Linked DNA regions of Homo sapiens: region 2 is linked to region 1. Evidence: chromatin contacts called from ENCODE POLR2A ChIA-PET data. All regions are on one chromosome and are shown on one strand. Each heading gives the region's core, a stretch centred on a gene start or an enhancer-like site at or near the end of the contact. The rest is flanking DNA. Distances are from core to core; before and after follow the strand shown.

Region 1 (4,764 bases), core at 2,103-4,602:
CTGTCTATGGCCTATTAGTGATGTTTCCTTGCATTGCTTCTACCACCTAAGTGTTGTGTTGGATTTTGTGAGTACCACTGACCAAGGCTGACCTTGATGTCCATTTAAACCAGAATTCACTGTGTGTAGATATTATCAGACTGGTAAACAGGGGGACCTGCCCTCTGTCATGAACCTTGACTTCAACTCCATTGGAAATTGCTCTTAAACGTTGTCCTCCAGAGTTCTGTCCTTAAGGCGTCTCTCGTACTACATCCTCCATGGGCGATTTCATCTATTCCTGTGGATGTAACTTCCACCTATATGCTGAGGTCTTCTAGACTCAGGCTTCAAGATTTCTCTAAGACATATAGATTCACATGTCTCACTACCCCTTGTTAGCTCTATGTGGGTGTCTTCTAGGTGCCTTGAATTAGACATCGAGAATTTAACTCATTACCTTCTTCCCCAACTAGGTTTTTCTTCTGTGGCACTTCTTCTGGTGGGTTGCATCATCATCATCATCACATACATGTAAACTCAAGACAGAAACTTAGGCATCAGCCTAGAGCCCTTCCTCTTCCTTTGTCCCCATTTCATGTTACTGACCTGTTTAAAAAACGTCAACCATTCCTATCTCCTTCAGAATTGAATTGAAACTTTTTAGCATGGCACAAAGGGCCCTTGTCATCAAGACCCTGAGTATGTTCATATGATCCATGCACTTGCTTCAGCCAAGGGTAGCTTTGGCAGCTTTCTGAGTTAGCTATTTTTTTTTGTACACACAGCCTCTGCATACGGTTTTGTTTTGTTTTTTTAAATTCTGGGAACACCCTTCGCTTTCTTCTCTTTTACTAATTTCCATTGCTTCAAGACTGCTCTCGTGTCCTCTTTAATGCTTTCTCTGACATATCCCCTTCTCTCTCTAACGATGTCCCATCATGGGAATTAATAGTTATTGCATTTCTGCTGGGGACTTAGTATTTTGAATATATTTACATATCTTATCTTTTTCTCATCTGCTCATTAATCCTGTAAAAAAGGTATCATTATCCTGGTTTAATAATAAGGAAACTGGGCTCATAGAGGTAAAGAAACCAGGGAGCTTATTAAAAATGCAAATTTTCAGGCCTTCTCCCAGGCCTCTGAATGAGAATCTCTGTGGGTTCCTCCAGCAATCTGAATGGTTTCTCCAGGTGATTCTGAGGCACACTGAAGTTTGGGGGGCATTGTATCACACAGCTTGAAGAAACTGCATGGAGCATGAAGAGAGCAATTTTGGAATGGTGGTCCTCAGGAAAGGACTTTTCTCTCAAGTGCTTGAAAACCAACTTAATGTCACTTAGAGATAGTCAAGATATGATTTTAAGATGGAATTTAGTTGAAGAATGAACTGGTATATATGGGTTATATAGGCACAGGCAAATTATAACCAAATACACCACTGAACTTTAGGAAAATCCTCTTTGAGACCATGACTATAGACAAGGTATGATCTTGTTTGGCAAACAATTACATCTCCTTAAAGTGTCCTCTGGGAAAAGAGTGAATTGGGGGCAGATTGTCCCAAGTATATATCATCTTTTTTATTTTAAAGCCATTCATCTTTTCTCCTGGGTTAGCAAATATTTCACTTTCCAACTTAGGACTATGTGGGGTGTGACTAGGGTTTAGGGTGATTGTCAGGAATTCTTATTTTTTATTAGGGGTCTCTTGCAATTGAAAGTCTTTCATTACCAAAGCTATGCATTCTTTTCTAAAGATAAAATTTCAGGCCAATATGGGACATTTGGGGAGTAAAAATCCTCAAAAGGATGACCTCCTACTGAGTCAACTTACAGAACTGACCCTGCTAATAACCAAGAAGTGACACAGAGTATGTTACAGGATATTTATGGGGTATCCTTAACTACTAACACTGCTGCTGAAAATAATAATAATAATACCTGCCATCTATTGAGCATCATTTTACAGGTAAGGATATTGAAACTTAGAGAAGCAAAGTAGTTTGTCCCAAGTTATAATATGGGGTTATTAACAGGTCTTTGCAGAGAATTCAGGATGATACAAGATGAAAAAAATCTTTTTTTCTTCCACCTACCTCTAACAACATCATACACTCTAAGTATCTTGAAATATCATTTACACTCAGTATTACATCAACATTTTGGTACTTATTAAACCTGCCTCTAAATCTTATTACTTAATGCACCAATAATGAGGTAGAAATATTACTATAGCACAATTTTTATAAGTGTTCTGATAGCTTTTAACATTATTATATCTCAATAAAAATTATCTACTCTGTAATCTTATACACTTTATTTTATGCATTTAAAAGCCTCATACTGGGAAATGGTCCATACGCTTCAATCTCAGTTGCTAAAGGGATTTACAATATTAGAAAAAAAAAAAAAAAAAGGGTAAGATCCCCTATGGGTGGTTGGGCTTGAATTCAAACCCAGCTCTGACTGATCATAATACCCATTTTTTTTTTTTCATGCTACCTGTCTGCTTGGTGTATTTTGGCCCAAGGTTAGCAGTACATTGATGATGCTCTTTGTCAATACTCAGAGCTGTAGCCAACCAGAACTATTCAGGCACAAAGGGAGAGCAGCTGGGAATAGGGAGTGCCTCTCCCGGTTGTAAGTCACACTCTGGGTTAATCCTTCAACTGAATCCAAAATACTTTGGCTTTGAGAATGAACCTGTGTGCCCTGTGACAGAGGAAATTTCAAAATTATTGGCAGCATTAATAATGTTTATTGTGTGCCAATATGTGTTGGTTTCTATCCTGGCACCTTAAGAGAAGCTTAGTAAATATTTATGGGGCAGACACAATGCACAGGCATTGTGATAGGCAGTGTGAAGAAAGAAGGGAAAAGACTGAGTTTCTCTTTCAGACTAAGCAGTCCAACAGGGCAAAAACAAGCAAACTATTTATCAAATTATTTATCAGAAGTTGGGGATGGAGAAGCCCAAGGAAGAGAAGGAACTGGCTAGAGCCACGAAGGGTAGGCAGGGTGGGTGGATTTGGGGGTAGAGGAGGGCCTGGAGCCATACAGGAAAAGGCAGAGTGTTTTTGGCAGAACCATGATTGACTGTGTGACTGTCACACTCTTGGGCAATGGCTTACCAGTCCCTACGCAACCTGGAGCCCCACCACCTCTCCCAGGACAGCTGCTCTTCTTTGAACAGCTCAGGCCTGCTCCTGACTCAGTGCCTTTGCGTTTGATATTCCTTTCCCAGAAACACTCTTCCCTTGATATTTTGGAGGCCCACTTCCTCATCTTGATGTTTTCAAGCAGGTGTTACCTTTGAAGTAAGGCTTTTCTGATCACCCTGTTGAAAGCCACAATCTGTCTCCTCACCCCAGCACTCCACCCATTTCCTGCTTTAGTTCTCTCCAAAATAGTGATTATCACTGACACTGTATCAGTGTTTCTTAAACCTGAGTACTTATCAGAATCACCTAGAGGGCTTATTAAAACAGTCTGCTGAGCCCATCCCCAGATTTCTGATTCAGTAGATCTAGGGTTAGGCCCAAGAATTTGCATTTCTAAAAAGTTCCCAGGTGATTCTGATGCTGCTGGTCTGGGAACTCACTTTGAGAACCAGTGTATTATAAATTTTATGTCTATTGCCTGTCTCTTTCCACTAGAAGGTAAGCTGTTTACAGCAGGGATTTTTTGTGCTTTGTTCACTGTTGTACTTCCAGTGTCGGAATAGAGCCTAGCACATTGAGAATGCTATCTGTTGAGCAGAGAGGCAGATGTGGGATGCTGGTGTGCAGTGTGAGCTAAGTTTAAAAAAGAAAGATCAGACCATATCCTCGCTAAATTATTATAGAAATAATACTATATTATTATGAATATAACATTTATTTTAACAAAAGCAATTACCAATTACTGAATGTTTCTACTGTGTCAGGCCATTTAACAATGAGGTTGGGAGATACTGTATGCTTTGCTTTGCCTCAGACCACACAGTACGTGTAGTAGGTGACTTAGGTCTGCCTGACTCCAAAAAGATGGCCTTAACCACTGTGCTACAAAGCTGTCTAATGATGGACTTTTGAACTTTTTATTTCAAAATAGTTGTAGATTGACAGAAACGTTGCAAAGATGATACAGAAAGTTTTCATATACTCTTCATTCAGCTTCCTCTAATGTTAACAACTTACATAACTATGGTACATTTATCAAAACTAGGAGATCAATGCTGGCACAATACTATTAACTAAACTTCAGATTTTATTCAGATTTTACCTGTTTTTCCACAAGAATGTCCTTCATCTGTTCCTGGATTCAATCCAAGATGCCATTGTCTAGCAATTTTTAGAGACTTACTACTTGAGAAACTTAAATGTGGGCCTCATGAAATCCTGATGATACAAAGATGAGGAAAACGCAGTACAGCCCTTGAGGTGCATATGACAGGAAACAGATCCAGGAGTAAAGGGGTTCTCCTGGGACAGAGGGAAGCTCAGGGTGTTCTAAGGGCCAGAGCAAAGTGGAAAGGCAGGCCAGCCTTGGAGTTTGAGAAGGCTTCCTGGCAGTCAGGCAGGAAGAGCAATGTGAATAGGTATTGAAAGTCACTGAATTTCAGCAGAAGGAAAGGCCAGAGCGTGATGGTGGTTCAGGAGAAGCAATAGGAAGAGACTGGTCAGGAAACACCAAGAACTGAGACATTATCCATTGGTGCTGGGGACTAATGAGGCTCTCTTCCAGGGTGCCAACATAGTGAGCTATTTGTTTGTATTGGACTCTTCTGGCTGGAGTGTGT
Region 2 (4,824 bases), core at 1,817-4,316, 1.3 Mb before region 1:
GCTAATACATGCAGAGCCCTCCAAGGGCTCTTCACATGGCGGCAGCCACAGCCATGGCCAGGGGACACCACATGTGACTAGATGTTTAGCCAGGTACCCTAATGAGCCACCAACTCTTTTACAACATCACAAATAGGCAGTAAAACAGTGCTTTCAGGGCTCTACCTGGATCAATCATTTGATTTCTATAACAACCCATAAAAGAGATACCATTCCTCCTACTCCCCCACTTACAGATGGGAAAACTGGAGAACAAAGAGGATGTGCAAATTGTAAACTGTCCAAGGATGCACTGCTGGTGAGTAGCAGAAATGGAATTTAAGAGTCTTCCTAAAAGGTGGATAGCTTTGGTGGGGCAGGGAGCTTGAAGAAGAGCTGGTTGTGCTTAGATGGTCAGAGGAAGGAGATGACAGTAAGTAGAAAGAAAAGGAAGGAAGGTATAAAGATTTTTAAAAAATAAGATGGTAGGAAAGAAGTTTGGCTAGACCGCTAAGGCCACCTGAGTGAGGTAAGGCCAGATGGCAAATTCTGAAAGCAAGGGAGAAGCATTTAGAACTGAAGTATCTAACAACTGTCAGCATAGAAACTGCAGGCTGGAGCCACCAGAACTGAATGTGATTAAGTGTAGAAATGCTAATCGTTATGCTACTGTTTGTTTTAAAGGAACAATGGCTGGGAGATGAAGGCCTAGGATCCTAACTTCCCAGGGAGCTCCAAGATGCTTGCTACGTTGCAGAACAGTGGTGATTTTAGAGAAACCAAGTCCAGAAGAGAGAGAGAACCCAAGAGTGGAAGGTGCTGCACAGTCGCCTTGCTGAACTAGTAATAAGAGGAAAAATTAATGGCACAGGAGGGAGATTATCAGGAATGGGCTGATCCTGATCCAGAAAACTAAGGCATGCTGCTTTGCTCATGGAATAAAGGAACAATTACTGAGACTCCTCTGATGGCTGGGAGATCAGAGTGTTGATAGGCTGATGAAGCAACAGAACAGGACACTAGCTACAGTCGAGACGGCAACCTTCTCAGATCAAAGAAGCCAATAACCCAACTGGAGCTACAGAGAAATGGCTGATAAATTTGCAGGCAGTGACCAGGACTTAAAGGGCCAGCCCAGGAAGGAGAGCTGGAACAAAACTGAAAGCAGAAAGTCTGGAACGTACACAGGACCTCATGAATGCTGAACCTGAGACTGGACACCGTCACTTCCCCCACCTGCATGTAGTTTGACCCTTGAGATTCTTTCACCCATAAGAAAAGAGCCAGGCGCTTCGAATGACCATGGACCTTGGTCATTTTGCTTGGCATGTGCAGCAGCAGATAACCGGGCAGAAACGAGAAAAACCAGGGTCAACATGGATATGGCCTTCTGAAAAAAATCCTCCTCTCTTACTCCTTGAATTCCTTGGGGGATGAAGGCCAGAAGTTATCTAGGAAGGGTTTGGAGGCAGTCTAAGGAAGGCTTTTGTCTGCCAGCTCCTCCCTAGGGCCAGACCCCCCACATAGGGAGGGGGCCACATTCTGGAGACTCCTCCACAGCCCCAAACACATGAAAGTTACAGATAACAGACACTCGAGTGTTTCATGTACATGGAATAGCAGCTTAGATTATGAATGGCCTGAAGCAATAAAAACAGATAAAATAATGCTTTACTTTTTAAAAGGCCAATAAAATATATCCTATGCTCACTATTTTTCCAAGATGTTATTTTTACAGTTGCCCACTTAAATGCCCGCAACACATTCTACCTGAGTTCAAAGAAGTAACTGCCCCAGGCCACAAAGCTGTGCCCAGAGAAAACATTTCTAAGTCAGTGACGCAACAAACCCCACAGTTGGTCTTTTCTCACTCTCAGCTCCATTGCATTCAGCCAGCGTCTCATTCTATTTTCTTAAGGTTATTATCATCCTCCAGCCATTTACCAATGATGTTTACTAGAGTCAAAAAATGTGGTTAGATTCCCACATGAGCTGTGGAAAGCAGCCCTGGACTGAAACCCAGGCAGGCCACAGAACCAGGCTGTGATCTCCGCTGTTTAAGGGGCCTCCATGAATTCTCACTTCCCACTAAGAAGTGAGAAGCCAACACACAGTCTGAATGGTTATCACTGGGCTCCATCCATAGACACCCACCAACGACAACTCCAAACAGAAAGCTCTTTCCCACCTTTGAAAATAGGATGCTTGGGCAAGTGTGGGTGGAGAGATAACGCTGGAAGAACTAATGCTGTGGCCGCAAAACAGCAAACAGAATCAAAACACTGGCCTAGATATTACAGCAGGGATGCCACACAAGTTCAAGTGTTGAAAGGTATACTCTGACGTGGTTGCAAATGGAAATATTAACAAGGTCAGGACACAGACATCTTCAGATGGAAGCAGGGCATAAAAGCCTTGATTTTTTTCCAAGGTGTCAGCATTAAGTGCTACACACACAACTTGAAATGGAAATAATCCTTGTTGCTACTTGGTAACCACCTTCCCACCATCAACTGCTTCTTTCTAGATCAGAGGTGTTACTGGTCTGAATTCATTTAAAGAGCTCCCCAAAGAGAGCCTGCCTTTCTGTTTTAGAGATTGCCCAGACTGAGAAAAATGAGATGATTCCTAAGGAGGAGACTGCTTACTGTAAGAATGACTCAGCTTACACGTAATCCACAGGGTTTAAGAGCTGACAGCCTCCGGGTTTCATCAAAGGCTGCTTCCACAGGCTACTTTACCATCTAACTCTCCAGCCTACAGCTTTAAACAGTTGTCCAAAAGGAAGACCTCAGTCAGCTAAAAGTCCTGTCTAATCACTAGCAGCTTCCCTGCCCAGGCCTTATCAGGAAAGGGACAAGCAACTCTTAGTTCCTCAAATGCCACCCTTATCATACGTTAGACCATAAACACACCCCATTCACAAGTGTCTAAGTGTGAGCTGACCTCCATTTCAGAGCAGATGCTAATTACGTGCATAGTTCCATCCAGGTTTTTGTTTTGCATGGATCCTTCCCTTAGGAGTTGGCATTCAAGTTGCAGGTTCCGGGCCTCCAGGTACTGCGCATAGCAGCAGCTCATGTTTAGCGTTCATCAAGTAATTAATGTGCTGTCACCAGACAGCTCAAACACTTTGACTTGACTTGAATGTTACTTCCTCTTGCAATTTCACTCAAATTTTAATTGTTGATAAAACTTAATTGTTGATAAACTGAGTCCTGGTCCCCTGCCAGTCTCAGAAGATTTTATCAGCAGTTCCTTGAAATTCTATTGCCTTATGATTATTCTCTAAGAAACTATAAAAAAAAAAAAAAAGAATGAGCACCGGGCTAGGAATCCAACACCATGTGTTTTAGTGTCAAGTCTGACGCACAGTGTGAATGACTGTCAGTAAGTTGGCCATAACTGACTTTCCTTTCACTCTTTCAAAAATGTGCATGCCTACTATGTTTCAAGCACTGCTCCAGGAGCTTGTGATGCACTGGGAAGAAAGAGACAAAGATCCCTGGCCCTGTGGAGCTGATATCCTGCTTCCTACTCTCCTTCCATAACTTTGGGTTGTTAAATCTTGCCTCCCACACATGCAGAATCAGAACTTGAGAGTGAAACATTTTTGCTGATGGTCTAGACTTGTGCTGCCCAATACAGTAGGTACCGCTGTAAATGCTAAAACACATACTGGATATCAAGGTCTCAGTATGATAAAAGGAATGTAAACTATCTCATTTAGATTTTTTATATTGATTACATACTGAAATGATGAAATTTGATATGGTAGATTAAATACACTTATTAAAATGAATTTCACTTTTTTTTGATACAGGGTCTCACCCTATTGCCAAGGCTGCAGTGCCGTGGTTCGATGGCAGCTCACTGCAGCCTTGACTTCCTGGGCTCAAGCAATTCTCCTGCCTCAGCCTCCTGAGTAGCTGGTACCACAGGCACGTGCCACCACACCCAGCTAATTTTTTAAAAAATTGTTTTTATATAGATGGGGTCTTGCTGTGTCATACAGGCTGGTCTGGAACTCCTGGACTCAAGGGATCCTCCTGCCTCAGCCTCCCAAAGTCCTGAGGTTACAGCTGTGAGTCACTGCCCCTGGCCAAATTTCACCTACTTCTACTCTTTAATGGGACTACTAGGAAGTTAATCGTGTCTCTCATATTTTTACTGGAAAGCACTGATCTAATTTATTGTCCTTATTATAATGAAGAAGCTGAAGGCTGAAGAGGTAAAGGCTCTGCCAGGACCAGAGCCCAGGTCTCCCCACAGCTAAAGTCAGCCTCAGAAGCAGAGGAGGTAAAAAGATGACAAACAGCCTGGGCACAGGAGATAGCAGCGGTGCTAGCTCTAGCTGAGCAGCTGTGAGCAAGCCTCTAGACACATATCAGGCACTTGATGAGTGTACGCGTCATCTCTGCTTCTGGATCAGTCCTCTTTCTGCTACTGCTGTGCTGCAGTTATTCCACAGGAATGACGATTGAAACTGCCCAAGTCCATATAGCACTGGCTAGCTGTGGAGATCCTAATGCCCATCTCTAACTACGACGAGCAGAGGGCAACGATGGACAGAGTGTGTTTGGGGATCAGGGGCAAGCAGCCAGGAAAGGTGGAGGGTTACCTCTTCTATCTTCATAAGGGCTAAACAAGTTGAGAGATGCTTACGGCAACGGAAGAGGGTGTGGGCAGTTGCAGTTTCATGGATAATTTTCTTCTCAAAATGTTTTTATAGGAGGCTAAGTATGGTAACAGTATGGGACTTTGTGCTTATTCAATCAAAGATAAAAATTTAAGAACTAGAAAAGAAGGTAGAAGGAAGAACTGTAAGAAAGTATTGGCCGGGCA

What was found. ChIA-PET counts read pairs that join two places held with the same protein, here RNA polymerase II (POLR2A).
Region 2: POLR2A ChIA-PET joins it to region 1 with 26 read pairs in activated CD4-positive, alpha-beta T cell. The contact joins two enhancer-like sites. POLR2A ChIA-PET finds 5 or more read pairs at or near these places in 3 of 52 experiments (CD8-positive, alpha-beta memory T cell, OCI-LY7 and activated CD4-positive, alpha-beta T cell).

What each region holds. Positions count from the first base shown.
Region 1 is chr1:116,324,584-116,329,347 of GRCh38, reverse strand. All of the region lies in intron 2 of LOC105378920 (a long non-coding RNA gene), which reads left to right. Among named protein-coding and RNA genes, the nearest start is that of ATP1A1, 46 kb to the left of the region's middle. Within about 2 kb of position 3,352, at least 11 of the 41 ENCODE cell types and tissues checked have a DNase peak (open chromatin) inside an H3K27ac peak, as active enhancers do.
Region 2 is chr1:117,610,818-117,615,641 of GRCh38, reverse strand. All of the region lies in intron 1 of TENT5C (terminal nucleotidyltransferase 5C), which reads right to left. Among named protein-coding and RNA genes, the nearest start is that of TENT5C, 7.2 kb to the right of the region's middle. Within about 2 kb of position 3,066, at least 8 of the 41 ENCODE cell types and tissues checked have a DNase peak (open chromatin) inside an H3K27ac peak, as active enhancers do.